Regions from separate parts of the Mus musculus genome. Here all the other regions are linked to region 3. Evidence: chromatin contacts called from ENCODE Hi-C or POLR2A ChIA-PET data. All regions are on one chromosome and are shown on one strand. The core of a region is the stretch at or near the end of the contact, and the rest is flanking DNA. Distances in the headings are between cores, read along the strand shown.

Evidence for each region. A loop is a pair of places that touch in the nucleus more often than their neighbours do. ChIA-PET counts read pairs that join two places held with the same protein, here RNA polymerase II (POLR2A).
Region 1: a loop to region 3 is called in a map of gastrocnemius, with 5 times the contacts of the local background. The contact joins the promoter of Fbxw10 here to the promoter of Zfp286os in region 3. A Hi-C loop is called at or near these places in 19 of 37 maps with a recorded cell type or tissue (CH12.LX, Patski, T-helper 17 cell and 5 more). POLR2A ChIA-PET finds 5 or more read pairs at or near these places in 2 of 5 experiments (Patski and embryonic stem cell).
Region 2: a loop to region 3 is called in a map of T-helper 1 cell, with 3 times the contacts of the local background. The contact joins the promoter of Tvp23b here to the promoter of Zfp286os in region 3. A Hi-C loop is called at or near these places in 3 of 37 maps with a recorded cell type or tissue (T-helper 1 cell, T-helper 2 cell and regulatory T cell). POLR2A ChIA-PET finds 5 or more read pairs at or near these places in 2 of 5 experiments (both embryonic stem cell).

The regions. Positions count from the first base shown.
Region 1 is chr11:62,845,873-62,850,030 of GRCm38, forward strand. Fbxw10 (F-box and WD-40 domain protein 10) reads left to right here and starts at 1,251. Exons shown (of 13, transcript NM_001033669.2): 1 at 1,251-1,923. The coding sequence starts at 1,410.
Region 2 is chr11:62,877,684-62,881,651 of GRCm38, forward strand. Tvp23b (trans-golgi network vesicle protein 23B) reads left to right here and starts at 1,772. Exons shown (of 7, transcript NM_026210.5): 1 at 1,772-1,912. The coding sequence starts at 1,901.
Region 3 is chr11:62,754,665-62,758,546 of GRCm38, forward strand. It overlaps Zfp286os (a long non-coding RNA gene), which reads left to right and starts at 2,156. Exons shown (of 3, transcript XR_879919.3): 1 at 2,156-2,441. It also overlaps a transcript of Zfp286 not described here.

The sequences.
Region 1 (4,158 bases), core at 1-2,500, 90 kb after region 3:
CAGTGAGATCAACAGAGTCCTTGTCAGGGGCAGGGTGGGGACAACAACTCTCGAGGAAGCAGGATTAACATCAAAATACAAACATCACCAGGGCAATCCACACCAGCAGGCTAGTAAGCAATGCTCCTCCATGGCTTCCACACCAGTTCCTGCCTCCAGGTTCCTGCCCCAACTTCCTTTAATGCTAAGCTGAGATGTGGAAGTGTGAGCATCACAAGACCTCTCCTTCCCTAGTTGCTTCGGGTCGTGGTGTTTAGCACAACAATAGAAACAGGAGCTAAGACAGTTATTGCTGAATTTTTTCTTACTTAGCCTTATTTATTAAAGGAATACACATTATCTAGGGGTTGATATTACCTTGTAGCTTTTGCCATCCTCTGGGGTCTTAGAACACATCTTCGATGAATAAATGGAGAATCTAGCAGTGGTGACAGTGACAACAGAGAGACAGTGTGTAGTGAGGGCTTACACTGCCCTAACTTACACTGTGCTATGATACGCAGTCTTTTTGGCGTTGTGTGCACAGTGTCTCAGTTCCCACCCATCCTAAGTACTGTGTGTACAGCGTCTCACTTCATCCTCTGTGAAGCAGAAAGCATCCCCATCTCCACTTTCAGACAAGGAAACTGAAGAACATTAAACAACCTGCTGGTGTTCGTAGAGCAATGGGCAGCTGGGCTGGGGCCCAGACTCAGAAGCCATACCCCAGACTTCACAGTCTTCATTACAAAGCTATGGTGAGACCTTCTGCTACATGGGTAGGCAGCTGACTGTGTCTACACAACAAGTCAACTCCCAACATATCCTCAGGACAACTGAAAATTCTGCACCAGAGAGTGGTTCCCTGTGGATTCACAGCTAGCCCTGAATAATTAAATAATTTACATTATTGTTAAGACAGGTGCTTTTACTGTGGCGATAACCAGAGACTGAATATAATATGCAGGGCACTGGAATAGACTCTAACAGCCACAAATGTAAGAAGATTACACCTAAGCTGTATTTATGAATATTTAAAAGTCCTTAATAACAGCAACTGAAAGATGCTAACATTTTTTTTAAATGGGCCATGTTATGTTTTACATTTGGTTAAAAGAATAGCTGCTATAGAAATAAGATGACCAGCTCTTCCAGAATATACAGCAACTGTCTCTACTTTTGTGGTGCCAGGGTTAGGAGATTTACGGTAAAGCCATGTTTCTAAGGAAGTCAGTACAAAAAGCCAGACTTCTACAGGCAGTTTCTGGGTCAGATCAGTTTACCATCCATCGCAGTGCCTTACGGTTTCTCCAGATGTTCATCCCGAAGAGGCTCCAAAAAGGCTATTTCTCTGCTTACCCTGTCCCTCTGGTGTTTGGTGGGGTTGCTAACGGGCAAGGTTTAAATGAACTGAATGTCATCTCAGAGTCATGGAAAACAGGGAACCAAAACTCAAGCAGGCCCCCTATTTTCGTTGTGAAAAGGGACCCAACTGGGTCCCCGTGTGCCAGAAGTGTGAAGCCTGTGTCTTAGCATGGAAGATCTTTGCCACCAAAGAGTGGTTCCGGAGGGTCAACGACATATCCCAGAGGAGATTTCTAGTCAGCATCTTGGGGCAGTTAAATAGCCTGTATTTGTTACAGTATTTCCAGAATATCCTAGAGACCACCCAGGGGAAGGACTTCATCTACAACAGGTCTCGGATCAAACTCAGTAGGAAGGGGGGGAAGGAGGAGGAGGTTGTAAAGTCCTCCTTGAACCAGATGTTGGATAAAACGGTGGAACGGAAGATGAAGGAGATCCTCTACTGGTTTGGCAACAGCACCCACCGAACTAAGGCAAATTATACTCTCTTGCTGCTGCAGATGTGCGACTCAAATTTACTGCTCACTGCTGCCAATGTGATCAGAGTCCTGTTCATGAAAGAGTGGAACAGTATTTCAGGTGAGAGCAGAGGGCCCCAGAGACCAGACACAGGCTTGGAAGGGGGCATAGGTGCAGACAGACAGGCTTGGAAAGGCAGAGGCTGCCCAGAGGGCTGGTATGGGACTGTGAACCTTATCCTGACATCCTATCACTTACCAAAGGAGGAGCTGCTGAGTGGTACTTCATTCTAGAAAACTGTCCACTGAGAAAAGCAGAAGGAAGGACAGAGCTTTCACCCCGGCACTGAACAGTATCCTGCCTGCCTTGGGCCCAGATCACTGCAAACGGGTGTCACTTCTTCCTTGCACTAGGGTAGGAGGGATGTGACAGGGAAGCTGTGTTTTGTTTCTTAACTGCCATGGGCAGAAACCAGGCCAAACAACAAAACTTACAGCTTTAAAAAAGTCTTATCTTACCATGCCGCTTGCTTAAGCATGAAACCAAATCTTAGTAAGATACTTTAAGAGGCCAAATGTGGCTAAAAGTCCAAAATTGCCCAGGGTACTAGTTTATAAGCAATAGTTTGCACCTGAGTCTCCAAACAGATTAGATTAACAAAAAAAAAAAAAAACCAGACTGTGGTCCTCTGCCAAAGCCTGGCCTAGCAGCTGGTCTGAGACCATGTCAAGCTGTCTGTTTCTGGCTATATAGACAGACATTGCTGGACCCAGCGGGGAACCTTCTTGGTCCTGGGTATTGACAGGAAAGTGTTGAAAGTGTTTGACTGGCTGGTTCTGGACAGCAAAAGAAAGCAGAGGAGAGGTCTGAGACCTGCAATTAGGAGAGGTCAGAGGTCAGAGGTCAGAGACCTACAAAGGTCTAGAAGGTTTAGCCAGAGGTGGGTAAAGAGTGGGAGGGGTGGTCTCTAGGGGGAATTTTCAAGTTTGAGCTCTGAAAGGTGAGTAATTCCTGGTCCCGAAGGATATTTGAGTTGTGGTCAAACTTGTAGACTAATGAGTCCCTCCCTGCTTCACAGATAGGGTTTGCTTTTCTTGGCTGGCTTAGAAACTTAAGCCCTTTCCTCCTCAGTCTTCCAAGTCCTGAGATTACAGGCATGATTTTTAAAGGAATGCCAAAGCTAGGTAATCTAGGATGCAATTAGATCCTTACACAGGAAACCGATTGGTTTCTTTAGTTTTGGGGGGTTTTTTGATATATTTATTTGTATTTTGTGTTTTTTCCTATGGGTATGTATGTGCATCAAGTGTATGTCATATGCCTGTGGAGATCAAATGAAGGAGTCAGAACCCCCTGGGACTAGAGTTACAAACTGTCCTGAGCTGCCACCTGAGTTTGAGGAGCCAAGCCTCAGTCCCCTGCAAGAGCAGCTGAGCCATCTGTCCAGCCCCTCTCTTTGTATCTTTGGTATCAAGGACGTAAAGGGTCACAGGGACACTTGTGAAAAAGCGAGAGAATCCAAGGGTACTAAAGCTAAGATTAGTTAGTGTGCGGCTCCCTAAGTCTGGGGAATATGGTTACCCAGCAAGGCAGCAGAAAGCCTGCATCAGCCCCCAGCGTCCTCCACTGCAGTGTGCTCTACTGTGCAATGGGCATGCCATGCCCATACCTCTCTTGGGATGGCTCCATCTCATGCTGTAGGAATCCGCTGTTTACATTGGGGCTGTGTAAGCCTAGTTATAGATTGTGGCAAGTTTCTTCATAGGAGAGCGTCTCTCTTAATATGTTAAAAGTTCTGGGGCTGGAGAGATGGTTCTGTAGTTAAGGGATGGCTCTGGTTTGCAGATGTCTCTTCTGAAACCCCAGGGCATCTGCACTTAAGCGTACATATCTCCACACTGAGATATAATTAAAAATAATAAAAACAGATATTTTTAAAGAGTTGTGATTTCTAATCTGATACAGGGACAGTTATATGTTGAAGGAAATCAGTCAGAGCATCAGAAGAAAGCGGCCCTTCCTGCAGCACCTTCTATGCATCTTTACGCAAAGAGTGCTAGTGAAATCCACAACATAGATTTGCTGGCAGGGCCTCAGTGGAGGCTTTCTAGGAATTTTTAATTGGAAACGCAGAGGCCTTGAATCAGAACAGCAAGCCTCTGTCTCTCTTCTTGTGGGACTGAGCAACTGCTAGATTCTTGGACTTCCATTCACAGATGCTTCTGACCATTGTTGGGAAGTTGGACTACAGAATCTCCCAAATGACATTCATGATTCAAAAAGAAGAAGGAGGAGAAGGAGAAGGAGTAGAAGGGAGTGGGGGAGGAGGAGGAGGAGAAGGAGGAGGAGGAGGAG
Region 2 (3,968 bases), core at 522-3,021, 120 kb after region 3:
GAACAGTAGCCATCAGGATACTATATAAAAATCTCCTGGTATTTTTGCAAAGACTAAAACTCAGTTTTGGTAAAGGATATGGGGAGATCAAAAGGCAGACTTGTATTTAGAACACTGCATGTGATCTAACGGGTCAGAACACACTCCATCAGAAGAAAAGGAAAAAAAATGAAGAAAATACGCTTCATTTTCTACAAAGGAGGCTTTACTCTCAAGTATATTGAGACTCCTATTTAAATACTCAGGGGGTGCTGTCAGGGGCAAGGTAGGTAATTTTGTAAAGAGTAGTTTACAGGCTCACTGGTGGATATGCTCACAGAAGGGCTCAGGATCTGGACAAAGAGTACAGTCCCTACATAGAGGCTCAACACCCCAGGCAGACTTTCCCCGTCATTAAGTTCCAGTTCTTGAGGGTGAGGGGAGATAGGGGCAAGGCAGGAGGACAGAGCATCTAGTCAGTTGGTACTAGGAGGCAACACCCTGTTTCAAAAGCAAGCAAAGAACCCCCCCCCCAACACACACACACCAGTCCTCCAAAAAGGAAGACAAAAATCCTAACAAGTGGGAAATTCACTTTCTTGTCAAATGCTCTATATCTTAAAATATGGTAGTGAATTCAAATTGCATTCATATAAAAAGTGAGAACCAAAAAAATTTTTTTTCCACACAACCTCACAACACAGGGTGGGCCACCAAAATCTTTGTCCAAGCAGGTTAGGACATAGGTCATTTGTCCAGCTTCACACGAAGATGCGCAATTACCTTGCCTGCTTTCTCTTTTTTGGGAACTAGGTCCATGTTTCTTCATTATTGTAACACTGGGTTTGACATAGTCCTGGCAAAGAACCAGATAAAACCCCGGGTTCTGTGAAGAGTCCCTTCAGTTAAGAAAAGGTGAGAGGGACATTGCATGAGCCTCCAACAGTCTGACATAGTTGAGCAAACAGAATATCTCTATCATTACAGTTGCAAAGATGGCTTTAAACTCTCTGAATTTGTCTCGAAAAACCAAAAAAAAAAAAAAAAAAAATCTCTGAATTTTAGGTCTAGGCATGATCATGCCATCAGCAGGTGACTTAAAACAGTAATAAAAGCAAATTTGTGCCACTTTACTAAATGCTCTGTAAAGCCATCACCGTCCTTCCCACTTTACAGCCGAGGAAGGATGTACATAGAGATTGGTTATATAATTGGTACATGGAGGGCAGAGGCGCGATACTGGCCTCTCTTCTTGTTCTGAGGTTATGCCCCTTACAGCAGTACCCTCACTGCTTACGCTAGTCTTCTTGTCTCTTTCTTACTCGGTTTTTTTTTTTTTAATTTCTTTCCAAGGACACATTTATTTCTCAATTTTCTTTAACATTTAAATCGCTTAAGAAAGACTATACTAAAATACAATACATTTACAAGGTTAAATTATAAAGCTCCGCCTCTCTCAGGGCGTCCCTGCTGGTGGTAATGACTCACAGTTTGTACTTCTTTGGTAGCAAAAAACATTTTCCATTCATAACCCAAGAAACTTCGCTTTAGAACCCATTAAGTTAGCCAGTTTATTCCCAAGCGTTTTGCTTTTCCTTAGAAGTGCAGCCCTTGCCCCTGCTCACGCTTGCCCCGCCCACCTCCACCTCAGCCCCTACAGAGTCTCTGCGTCAAGGCCCCGCCCACACACCCCGCCTCCTACCGCCCGCGTCCGTCGCGTGGACCAGCTCTTTCCGCCCCGCCCACTATGGAGCCCCGCCCCAAGGTATGGACCCGCCTATCGCCTTCCGGTCTCTGGAGTTGCGCCCTCCCACCAAGTGGCTTCCTGGTGCGCTTGTGACGTCGGCTGTAGAGCTGGATCGCGTGGCAGCTTTGCTGTCGTGGCTCTCGGAAGTGGGGGGCGGGTTGGCGCAGGGTCGTCATGTTGTCGCAGGTGAGGGATGGCGGCCGAGCGCCGGTAGCCGGTGCTTGAGTTGGGGCTGGGGGTCTTGCCCAGTCGCCCGAGGCTGTTGGGTCCGTGTGCCCGCCCACTGCCTGAGCTGTAGGAACTGCAGGTGGGTGGGTAGGAGGGCCAGCCCCGGGCAAATTGTCGCTAGAGGGTTTGTGGACTGTGAGGGATAGGGTGCACCGGCGACCCCGGAGGCACAGAGGCCTCCTGTCAGCGGGTGTGGAGCACACTCGCTGCAGGATCTCTGGGTGTGAGGTCGGGGGTAACCCGTCTTCCCATAGCCTGCCCGGATGAGGGGAATGGCCTGTAGGGCCCTGATACACAAGTTCAGGGCGATCCTGTAGGGAGAGATTGCCAGAGCCTTGGGTTCCAGTGTTACTACGCTGTACACAGATAATCACGATGGTTATCGCCTTTGTACCCGTAGAGGTCGATGTAGCCAATTGTCCTTCGGCCAGAGATTAGTACATGTAATATATTTTCTTCCTTTAAAATTTTACTGTGAAGCTGGGCGTGGTGGCGCACGCCTTTAATCCCAGCACTCGGGAGGCAGAGGCAGGTGGATTTCTGAGTTCGAGACCAGCCTGATCTACAGAGTGAGTTCCAGGACAGCCAGGGCTATACAGAGATATACAGGCTATACAGAGAACCCTGTCTCGAAAAACCAAAAAAACAAAACAAAAAAACAAAAAAAATTTTTTTTTTACTGTGAACTCCCATGTAGATTGTGTCACACGGGTTTCATTGTCAGGTTGGGATGTTCAAGGAGATGGGATCTGCAAAGGGCAGGATGGCTGGGGGTGGGGGTTGGGATGGGGAGAGGTTAGGTTGGGGAACAACATATTTTCAGATCATAATAATAAAGACATAGTGACATACCAAGTGTCTCAGGATGGGCCAACTAGAATCTGTGATAAGAAAAGTCTACTTTGTGGAAATGTGGAGTAGAAAAAATTCATTGATGGTTTCAGCTCAGCTCTGAAGGTGCATTTAGATCCGCTTCTTCCTACTCCTAGGTCTGTGACCATAAGTCCTTCCACCTGTTGGGCATTTGACATTTTTTATAGTCATTACCTTCCTTCCCCCAGGCAACCTGTGCATTAAAATTTCTCTGCAGACTTAAACATCTGTTCCCTTGTGGTTTTTGTGTTTTTTGGTTGTTTTTTTTTTTTGTTGTTGTTGTTTTTTGTCTGATAATTTTCTTTCTTATTACCTAGAAGCAGCCCCTCCCCCTGGTATTTTCATACCAACCCCCTCCCTGCATCTTTGCTAATCACCCACAGGTTCTTCTGTGGATCCTGTGTACTCCACTGTTGGGTTACAGCTGGTTTACCTTTGTTCACTGGGAAGCATTCATGAGTTGCACTGTTGGTAGCCTTCCATTGTTCCCTCCCCTTCCCCGCCCCTCACAAAATCTTGTTGGTGTTAGCTCAAAGCCATGCTTTAATTTCTTCTTTTTTTTTCACCCTTCTCCAACTGATTATAACTGTCTTGACTCAGTCTTTCAAGTGCTGGCATTACAGGCAGAAGGGGCCACAAGTGTACTCTATAATCTTAAAAAAGTAAAAACTCTCCATATAACATCTTGGATGTCTCTCCATTCATTGTCCTTAAAACCCGTGTGCATACTTGGAATTCGGTCTCATCCATTCTAGTTGGAAGTTCTCCATTCCCTGCCGCTCTGTATCCGTTGTTCTTGCCTTTTTCCATTACTTACACCCCAACCTGTTCTTAGGAGTTCACAGAAGGGTGTTAGAAACCCAGCAGTCTTTTAGGAGTCATCTTAGCAGTAGCATTCTTCAGGCGTTGGGATCCTCCTGGGAGCACTTTATCCCTCTTCCAGGATCATCGATTTGGTGTGAGAGGTTTTATATATTAATTAGAAAGAGCTACTTGAAAGAATAGGAAGAAAATGATGGAGCAAGTCCTAGAGTCACGATAGTGGTTATTCAGCCTCCGATAAGAAGAGAAAGCATTGTGAAGGAGCCAAAAGCCATTTAAGTGTATCCCCAGTAGCTTCAGTTTTCTCTGTGACTCGGGA
Region 3 (3,882 bases), core at 906-3,405:
GACAATGAGGAGCCAGTGCTGTACCAGGAATGCTCGTGAACCCTCAAAGGACCACCAAGGAGCCCATTCCAATGTAATCGAATTAGGGTCTCTTTATTTAAGCTTAAGCTTGGGCCACACTACCATCTCTGACACAGAAGAATGGGAGGAGGCCCAGAGCCCAGTTTCAGGCAAGCATTTATAGAGGCAAGAATGGGGTATTAGCCAGGTACACATTTGATTAGGAGGCCATTATGGCCTTTAACATAATTGGCTGGTGCTGAAAGTCAAATCAGAAACTTAACTTCTGTTTTCCTCCTGATTGGTGGTTGTTAGGAAGTGAAGTGTCAGGGGCAGGCTTGTAACCTGGGGGGTGTAGATTTGTTAGGGAACAACCTGGAAACTGGTGCTAAACTTAGGTCTTGTTGGTGGATAACCTAGAAACTAGTGCTAGATGCCTGTTTGTTAATTAGCTTGAGTTGAACCTTAGGTCAAGTTCTCTAAGATGGAGTCTGAACCCAGAATATTTGTTCTCTCACCAGAGGACCAGAAGAGATCGACACAGTTAGTTTGAGGCTAAACAGCAATTCAGGAGAAGCCCAGAGAAGCCAGTGTGAATCAGTCAGCTCGGAGAGGAGTTTGAGCCAGAACAGCCGAGTTAAACCACCCAACCGAGTTCAAAAGGAACAATGCCAGCTATTGCCACTGCTCTTGGTTGCTTCCAAGAACTTGACAGCGAGACCCTAGTGCTGAAAACACCATACATTTTGATTATTAGAACATGGAAAAATCAGGTCACCATAGATAGCAAAAAGGTCACCAGATGTCAACAATATCCACTCCAAGTCTTCTGGGGGTGAAAACCAGGTTTTTATTTCCTGCATTGAGGAGGTGCTCGGGTGTGTTTAGCATTCCTGGCTCCCTAGTGCTCAGTGGTTACACGGGCCTTTGTCCCCCCAACAGAGAGCACTTTCTTTTACACATAATAACTTTTATTGGGGTGGCCCCATTTTTTATAGGTCAAAAAATGTGGCTCTGGTCTCAGTTGAAGGAGTGTGGGTGAGGCAGAGAAGCTTCGAGATTCCAGAACAGTAGATGCCCCCCAGACAACGCAGCAGGCAGGAACCAGTAGACCCCGACTTACCAGGGGTCCAATTGCAAACATCCCAGCAGCCATCTCTGCTTCTGCTTTCTGAAAGGGTGGCTGTCCTGCCGAGAGGAATGTAGGGAAGAGTGGTAAACCGTGCAAACCAGTCCTGCCTTAGAAACTTCAGACTCACCACGCAGGAACCCTGAGACAGGGCTCCCATGAGGGAACACAGGGATGAGCCCCATGAAACACAGGGAAGACCCCTGCAACATCAGTGAGATCCAACTTGTCTCTCCCCCCCGCCCCCGGAGATCTAGGGTTCATAAGATTATTAAATGTAGTCACAGCTGGTTGGTCTGACATTGCACAAGCAACTTTAAAAACACATTCTCATTTAATCTTTACACTAATCTGATGGGCATTATTATTCCAATACACAAAATTTAAAAAGTTCTCTAAAGCTGTCTCAAAGAACAAAAGTGGCCAGTGCTAACCACCCTTGCAGCATCTTATCCCTTTAACCAAGACACAAGCCACACAGCTAGACACAGTGTTTAGCCTGTTTGTGACCTGAAGTTTCCAGAAAGAAAAAAGAAAAAAAAAAAAAAAAAAAGACACACCTGTGTTAAAGATTGTACAAACAAGGCGGATCGATTAATAATAAACTTTAGTGATTCTGGAGAACTGGAATGTTGTAGCTCTGCACCCTTTCTTCGTCTACCTGAGTTTGACTTAACATCTACTCTATGAGTATTAGGTAAATTCTTTTAGAAACTACAAGAGTTTCTTCCATCTACTGCACAATTATCAACAGACTTAAGGAGAAACCTCACTTGTGGTTCCCGTATCAGTGCATTTAAAAGTAAAGAAGGAAGGGTGCACGCTCTGGCAGCGCTTACAGCACCCTGGACCAGTCCAGCATGTCCCAACCAATGCACATTATTCTATTCCACGATCGTGCCAGGGAATGACAAATGGCTTAAAAAGGGATCATTTGAAATGGCTTAAAATCAGCCAGCCAGTGCAAGCTGCCCGGTGAAGGAATGCAGCTCAGCTCTCAGGCTAAGCCATCTCCGGTGAGGCTGGCCTTGGATTGTCCACCCTCCTCTCTGACGCGGTCCGCTGCTCCGGCCCGGGTAGGGCTGAGGTCTTGGTGACGCTGCAGCTCTGAAGCTCCGCTCCACCAGAGGGCGCAGGGGAGACCTACAGCATCCCGCCTCTGTGGCCCAGGCCGCTCTCCTCAGGGATGGGAGGGTCCGATAGGCTAGGTCCGGATCGGCCAGGCCGTGCACTCACGAAGGGAAAGCGCACCCCCGTCTGCACCCGGGCAGAAGTACCTGGCGGCCGCTGTGTGCCCGGCAGAGGGCGCTCGGTGAGCACGGAACCGCGCCGCAAGGCGGCCAACGTTAACCTTCATTCAGAGACTCTTCATTTAACCTTCCTCGCGATTAAGAACAGTTTACTGATTATCAACCTTCCGCGCAATCTAAGAAATACAATCACATTGGAATGTTTGTGTCTAGAGGCCACGGCCGTGTCACTCTCTAGCACTAGGAACCTTTGGCAAGATCTTTTCTAAGGTCACCTCTGTGTTGCTAAAGAAAGGCACCCAGAGAGCAGAGAGGCCACCTATAAAGTCTCAGAAGCCAGGAGAGTTGGTGAATGTCCACACTTTGCTTGGCTTTGAATTTCTTGATTGGAAAACTGGCGATATCTATCTACACTATCATTTTTGGTTCTTTAACTTTCCTGACAGGGATGAAAATATGCTAAAGGGGTCTGGTGCCAGCCAGTGGGGAAACTTAGGTCCGGGAAAGAGATTTCACACAGTTCTGACATCATACCGGTCCATCTTCTTTCTACAAGAGACTGGATCTTTGATGATGGACAGGTTCACACTTTGACCAGTCTGGAAGTGTATCCTGGGACTCAGGAACCCAGGAGCCACACTGCTCAGAGGGGAGAAGGTTATCCCGATGGAAGAGCATCCCGAGACACCCGGCCCAGGAACCACACAGCTCTGAGAGGAAGTCTCCTCAGCAGAGGCATTGCAGCTCCCAGGAGAGGGTCTCCCCAGCTGAGCCGAGTTGCTCACGAGGCTCACTCAGCCTTGCTCCCCTTTTCTCATTCTTCCCTTCTCTTCATTGCTTCTTGGCTGCTTCTGATAAGAGAGTCCCACCAGACAGCAAATCTCAGGAAAGAGATCTAGTGGAAGGATGAATCCAGGGAGACGAGGGACAAATCCAGGGGTGGCTGCCACTGCTCCCAGGAGTGGACAGCAAGAAGTTGAACCAAGAGCAGGGTTTACACAGCTAGGGGCGGAGCTTTTGGGGGGCGGGAGGAGAACCCCCACAGAGATTTCCGGATTGAGGATTGGTAGGATTTCAAGTCCTGAGCTTGGGGGAGCTCAGGGATTGGTGGGTTTCTCTGTTCAGGGATTGGTAGCTTTTTTCAGCCCTCTTTCCCTGCGTTGGGCCCAAGGGTTAGGATGGGAAGATCTTCCAGGCCACAGGCCACACAGGTTGAGGTGCCATCAATGTGCGGCTGAGCTGTTTTTTGGAAAGGCTGGAGAGGAGGTGCTGCTCCCTGGACAGCTCCTGTGATCGCTGCAGGCTGAGGCAGGAAAGGAGTTGCGACTGTTTTTACAAGTGGACTACAACCAGAACCATTCTCTATTTAAACTTAAACATGTCAGGACCCCGAAGATGATCTTGGGGTACGGGTGTCACTAGACTTTTATACCTTTTCCCAATGTGGTCACATTGTGTCTGTATGTTGCGGGAATGCCACTAGAGCTCTTTATTTGTTCTCAT